Linked DNA regions of Homo sapiens: region 1 is linked to region 2. Evidence: chromatin contacts called from ENCODE POLR2A ChIA-PET data. All regions are on one chromosome and are shown on one strand. Each heading gives the region's core, a stretch centred on a gene start or an enhancer-like site at or near the end of the contact. The rest is flanking DNA. Distances are from core to core; before and after follow the strand shown.

What was found. ChIA-PET counts read pairs that join two places held with the same protein, here RNA polymerase II (POLR2A).
Region 1: POLR2A ChIA-PET joins it to region 2 with 21 read pairs in activated CD4-positive, alpha-beta T cell. The contact joins the enhancer-like site here to the promoter of MIDEAS-AS1 in region 2. POLR2A ChIA-PET finds 5 or more read pairs at or near these places in 3 of 52 experiments (HEK293, PC-9 and activated CD4-positive, alpha-beta T cell).

Annotation. Positions count from the first base shown.
Region 1 is chr14:74,570,018-74,573,396 of GRCh38, forward strand. The region is part of intron 3 of LTBP2 (latent transforming growth factor beta binding protein 2); the gene reads right to left. Among named protein-coding and RNA genes, the nearest start is that of LTBP2, 41 kb to the right of the region's middle. Within about 2 kb of position 1,999, at least 20 of the 41 ENCODE cell types and tissues checked have a DNase peak (open chromatin) inside an H3K27ac peak, as active enhancers do; they include PC-9, where a contact is called at or near this core.
Region 2 is chr14:73,785,455-73,788,684 of GRCh38, forward strand. It overlaps MIDEAS-AS1 (MIDEAS antisense RNA 1), which reads left to right and starts at 1,906. Exons shown (of 3, transcript NR_109995.1): 1 at 1,906-2,055. It also overlaps a transcript of MIDEAS not described here. RefSeq lists silencers at 1,351-1,940, 1,991-2,040, 2,121-2,180 and an enhancer at 2,531-2,580.

The sequences.
Region 1 (3,379 bases), core at 749-3,248, 780 kb after region 2:
GGCTGGAGAGCTGCAGCCATGAAAAGGGAATGAAAATGCAAGGCAGGGCCTAGGGACCTGGCAAGTGCTACAGGAGATTGGAGGAGGGGCTGGAGGAAGGGGAGGAGAGACACCTAGGCTGAGGGGATTGAGCTAGGACTCTTTCCCAAAGCCACAGCAAACCTGGTATACAAACATCTCACCACCACTAACTTGGCCATGAGATGCTCACCTCCTGAACCCTTGAGTTCCCAGCTCATGGCCTTCAGGACCCTTCCACCCTCCATGATGCGCCCCCACACATGCCCATGCACAAGCTTAGCAGGTCTGGCTTATTGAACAGCAAACACAGGCCTGACTCCAGATGTGTTTACCCCACTCGTGGGCCTGCCCCGACAAGCACACTGTAGACTAAGGCAGCTAGGGACCTGGGTCAAAGATACACTTTCAGGAACTGGCCAAAGTCCCAGCCTGCCCTTTCCGCTCTCACAGGGGCTGGAAATTTACCCCGGGGCCATAAACAAAAGGAGATTTCTATGGGAACTAGGGCCCCAACCTGGAAAGCTTCCATTCAGCAATCTAGCAGCCCAAATCTGTCAACCTATGATGTGCCAGGCCTCTGCTAAGGCATTTTATTTTTTTATTTACTTGATTAGTACAGCAACCCTATGATACAGGAACTAGTGTCCCCATTTTACAGAAGAGAAAACTGAAGCACAGGGAGCCTGCTAACTTGCCCGGGGTCATCCCCAGCAGGGAAGTGCTGGGCCAGGGTCTTCAGGCTGAGCTCTGTCTGCCTCTGGGGGATGAGATTCCCTTCCCCACCCTGCTGCTCACCCTTGGCTGTGACCAGAAACCTCCCAGGTCTGGAAACACCTTCAAGTGCTCTGGGCAAATTCTCAAAGTTTCTGATGACCGCTGCTGCATTTCTGAAAGGCTCAGATAACCCCCGAGGCAGGGGACAAGTAAGAGTGGGTACGGTGAGACTTTGAACAAATGTACAGAACCATGAACCAAATAAACCACTTTTCTTTATATTAAAAAAAAAAAAAAGAGTGGGCACGGTGGCTCATGCCTGTAATCCCAGCCCTTTGGAAGGCTGAGGTGGGCGGATCACTTGAGGTCAGGAGTTCGATACCAGCCTGGCCAACATAGTGAAACCCCGTCTCTACTAAAAATACAAAAATTAGCTGAGCATGGTGGTGGGCACCTGTAATTCCCCAGTTACTTAGGAGGCTGAGGCAGGAGAATTGCTTGAACCTGGGAGACAGAGGTTGCAGTGAGCCGAGGTCATGCCACTGCACTCCAGCCTGGATAACAGAGCGAGACTCCATCCTCCTCCCCACCAAAAAAGACTGGGTGTCATTTATAGAGGACCAAAAATGTGCCAGATGCACTTACGTGGATTAGTCAATCCTTCTGACAATTCCATAAGGTAGCAATGATCATCCCCAGCCTACAGATGAGAACACTGAAGCTCACAAGGTTAAATCACTCACTGTAGGCTGCATAGCTAAGTGGTGGAGCTGAGATTCAAACTCAGGTTTATTTAAGACATAAATTATTTCACAATTCTGCCCTCACACGCTACTGCATTTTGTGGAGCCTCTGACCTTGTCCCAAGAACATCAAAAAAGAAAGAAATGTGGAATTAATTTTTCTCCCCTGGAAGGGCGTGGCCTGGCTGGGGTCTTGAGAGGATACCGCCAGACCCCTGCAGATGCAGACTCCCTCAAGTGGCCTCTGCTGCGGGCACTCGCGGGTGGACATGTTACATCGTGGGCAGGGCTGAGGCTCCAGGAGGAAAATGCAGCGTAGGCGACATCTGGAAGCAGAAATGTGGTAGCTCCAGAAGTTTTCATCTGTAATCTTTGTTTTGCAAGGAACAGGGATTTTTTTTCTTTTCAAAAAGTACTCCACTTCCTTTTAGACCTTTCACAAATATTTTTGTAGGAGAAATAAGGAGAAAAAAAAAAACCCACAGAATGCTTGTCGCAGCTACTCACTTCCACCATGAATCACAGACACAAAACCACAGCTATGTGGCTAGCAAAGCAACTATGTGTTTTCACATTTCATTATTGGGAATCATTTAGCAATCTTCCCGGTGTCATCTGCAGACAGATAGACACAGACAGACGAATACACCCCTCTGGGTCCCAAGCAGCCTCATACAACACAGTCATCAGATGACTTTGCAGTTAATCCATTTTCCCCTTCTAATCCTTTTCTGGGAAATTATCCTGCCAGGTTTAAATCTTCCCCTTTAGCCCTTCTGCAGAGGTGGGGTGTGTGTGTGTGTGTGTGTGTCTGTGTGTGTGTGTGTGAGAGAGAGAGAGAGAGAGTGTGTGTGTGTGCATGCGCCATGACAGGGGGAGGAGGAGGAGTGCCGAGACACTGATTCAGTTAATTTCACAAGTGGAAACAAGTGTATGTTTCAGAATGCCTCCCTTTTTTTTTTTTTTAAACTGTGATCATACTTTGCTAAAGTTATTTTCACCTGGGAAGCTCACAGTGCCTTTTCTGACCGTGGCAAATTAATTAACTGATGGCAGATTTAAAGATGGAGTAACTGGAAAAACTACCGGACCCATAAATCAGAAACCTCCTTTATGTCCTGGACAAGAGGTGAAACCTGATACATATTTGAAAAACTTGAGCTCAAAAGGAGAATTCACGGAGCCTGAAAAAATCTCCATTATGACTTTTGAGACATGTTCTCTCCACAGCTTCCACCCACGCCCCGCCACACACACACGCATACACACACATACCCCCGCAGAGGGAGACCCTCACTGAGTGAGCAGCCAGTTCTGTAAAAAGCAGCCGGATGGGGCGAACCTTCCCTGGGCCATCTGAAAAAGAGCTTTGCCAGTCTTTCCTCTCTTTTCTTGCTTCATTGCTCCCAGCCTCTTCCTTTCAAACAAAAATCCTACAGGATTTAAGTTGGCTAGATGCTATGAACATAGCTACAAGCTTGAAATGTTTATTGTCACTAGTTATTTTAAGTCCGGTGCTGGAAACTGTATACATTAACATTTTAATGAGGCCGAATGCTGCTCCAGGCTCTCACCGACTTCTGTAGTTTTCTGAAAAGACGCTGGATACCTTGCCTAACCCAGTACTCTGCAGTTTCCAAGCCAAGCTGGATGTTTCCGCACTTGCCTACGCTCACATGCCCTGGAGGCTGGTTCGCACAATGACTATAATCACAAGTTCTGAAGTCGAGGAGAGCTAGGCTGGAATCGCCCTTACCCTCAGTGTCCTCATTGCAAAGTGGGAGTCATGGGAATACCCTCCTCACAGGGTCATGGCAAGGACTGGCAAATGTGCTGAAGATCTTCCACTTGCCCCTGGATCCCTCTCCATCCCACTCTGAGTCCTGGGAGATTCCTTTGCC
Region 2 (3,230 bases), core at 656-3,155:
ACCACCAGCACAGACAAAAGTGCTACCACTTGCACGTTTCCTCTTTGCCCAGCACAATAAAGGAATTAGGACCTACCACCTACTAAGTTTCTGCAGCTGACACTTCCAGGCTTAAAGTCTAGCACGCCAGCTCAGTCACACATGGTCTGACGAGTCCTCTTTGCAACTCAGCCCCAACCCAGCCACCCGTGCAATTTTGCTAATTCAAACAGCTTTCCCGTTTAGAGAGGTTGATAGCCATCTCCCATCTCCTTTTCCTACTGACGTCATCCCACATTTTCTCCGGAGACAAATAAGGGTAGAGTTCCTGGGATAGTTTTCAGGCTGCCTAAGATAGGAGTGCAGTGGCCTCCCGAGTCCACCCCACATCTCAGGCTTTGGACAAGTCGTCAAAAGTGAGAGGGAGGTAATGAAATAAATCACCTAGCTAGGGTTAAAGGGCAAAAAGAATTTGGAGACTGCAGCTCAGACCCAGATCTATCCTGGGCATTTGCAGTGCAAAGCTGCGTTTTCTTCGCCACTACCGAGGTCTTGCACAATAGCCTGTGTATAAACATCCACGCCAACAATGCCTGACTGTGCAATCACGCTGTAATTACAGGCCGGCAGGAAGCTGCTGCTAGGAACTGCACCATTCAACCTCTAGGACACCCCATCTCGAGTCTCCACGGCTCGGACGCACTTTCCTGCACACACCAACGTGTCCCCGCCGCCGCCGCTACAGTTGCAGTCTCGCCACTGGCCCGGGCCGCCAGCCCCTAGTTACTCTGCAGGAATGTCCCAAACTTCTCAGCTGTTCTTTAAAAAACCCTGCGCCACGAGGCTACCGAGGGCGACGGGAACCACCGTCAAAGTTCCTGCAGCACATTCCTGCAGCCCTTGCAGTTTTAGGAAACAGAAAAGAACGAGATGCCACAGAGTCCGCTGGAAGCGGGTTTCTGAGTTTTATATAGAAAACACTCACATATGTACGTGGGTGTGCTGACAGTTTTTATGGCTAAATTGCAAAGTGTTAGGCCTTAGCGATCACTGTCAGGTTTGGGACATGGTTGGGAAGGGTAAAGGGGGAGTCAGGAGCGATTCATTTCAAGGGGGCTTGGGGACAATTCCGGTTTGGTTTTCTGAAAATGCGTAGGGTTGTTTTCCCAAACTTCCGAGCTACTCTGCTCTTCGTCCCAGGAAGGCCAAGCAAATAAAAGTCCGGGGAAAGTTCCTTTAACTTCCTTCCTGCGCCCTCGACAAGGGCTGCGAAGAGGAAGAGGTCATTTCCCAGGGAAGCACCGGGCAGGGGCCGAGAGCTGCGCCCAGCCTGCAGGGATGGAGGCGCTGGGCGGAGGGCTGGCTGCAGACGTAGGCCCCGGAAAGCCCCTTCCCCCCACCCTACCTCAGGCCAACGGCGCCTGGAGCTGGCCCCGCTGCAGCCCTTGCTGTTTGAAGTCCCGCGGCAAAGCGGCGACAACACCGGCGCAGCCCGGCGCCCCGACCCCGGCCGCCGAGCTCCCTCCCTGCAGCACCCCGGCACCCCAGCGCCCGGCCCAACCCGGCCCGCCACATCCGCGCCCGCGCGGCCCAGCCCGAGCCCCGGAACGATTCCGAGCCCCACGCCGGCGCCCGGTGGCGGGAGGGGGCGCCGAGCCCGCGGCTTACCTGCGTGCTGGATCCCCGGGCTGCTCGGAGGGGTGCGGGGCGCAGGCGAGTGCGGCCCGCAGACTCTAACTTTGTTGCTCTCGGGACGGCGCAGTCGTCACTTCCTCGCGGAGCGGGCGGTGCGGCCCGGGCTGTGCGGCCCGGGCTGTGACCCAGCGGCTCGCGCGGTGGCGCGCAGGGCCCTGCAGCCAGCCGCCCCGCCCGCGCCCCCGGCTCCGCGCGCCCCTGGCCCCAGGCGCCGTCTCCCCACTCTGCGCGCCCTCGGCTGCGGGGTAGCGGGCAGCCCTGCGCTGCCGGCCGCCTAGCCTGCACCCCCCGCCCTGGGAGGGAAGCCTCGCTCCAGCCGCGTCGTTTCCGCGCCGAAGTGCGATCCGGGGCCCCGCGCTGGAGTCCCCTGCTCTCAGGCTGGTCTGGAAGGTGGTGGTGGGGTTCAGGGTCCCCGGAAAGCTGGGGTTCCAGGGTAAACACCAGTACACAAACAAAGCGGTGGGGGAGGGGAAAGAAAAAGTTTTTCCGTTTGGTGTTGGGGCTAAAAGGGTCATGTCAGAAAGCAGTGTGCTCTATGTGTTCTTAATGCCTAAAGTGGGCCTTAAAACAAGGGTCCCTGTCCCCACGTTCTCTCTAAAAGTCTGCATGATGTCCCTCGTCATTTCTACGGGTTATAAGTGAGCAAGACGTTTACCACGTATCACACTTCTGGGGGCTATTTCAACGCCCAAGCTGGGGCTGCAGAATGGTTTCTGTTCTAATCCTCCCCCGCGATTTCCACCTCTTTACACTCAACTCACAGAAAATAGAGTCTGATGCATTCTGTGTTTCATCACCGGTCAAAAGTGACTTTGAGGGTAGGGTGGAGGCCTGAGAAGGGCAGCTTCAGGCAATAGTAATCCTGAAATTTATCATTGCTCAAAATAAATGTGCTCACCTTATTAAAAAGTACAACGGAAAGCCACCTTTAAGATAAGTAGCAACCAAGTCGTTAAACAGCAGTCTTCAAGGAAGAACTCCTGATCTCATAAGGCTGGAGAAAAAACGGGGTTAGCCTTTGCTGGTGAAAAAAAAAAAAAAAGACATTCGAAACTGCAGTGAAGGGCTTTCATAACAGAAACATTAGCTTCATTGTAGCTTGTCGTGGAAAACAGGGACCTTTTAATAGGTGGTTCAAAAGCATCAGTTAGGGCTCAACAATTTTCCTTTTTTCCCCAAATACTGCTTCTCCTAGCACATTGGCCAGATAAAACCTCCCCCCTTTCAATGCTTCATCTTTTTATGAAAACACAGGAAACCATAAACTTGAGTGAAGGCTTTGTTCAGAAAGGTGGATGTAAGACTGATGGAAAATGACATTTGGGAAATGATCCCCAGGTCTGTGTTAATCTCTCATGGAAAGCCACAGACTCACCCAAAGATAGGCGTATGAAGATCGAAGCTCTCCTAGCAACATGAAATCCTCCACGTTGCAGCTGCTACGCCCTAGTTCTGATTTTTACTAAGACATTAATGGCACATTATAAATACAAAATGTGCAATGCAAGAAAAATAATACTGCTTTGAGAAATAACTGCATCATTAGACTCAATAAT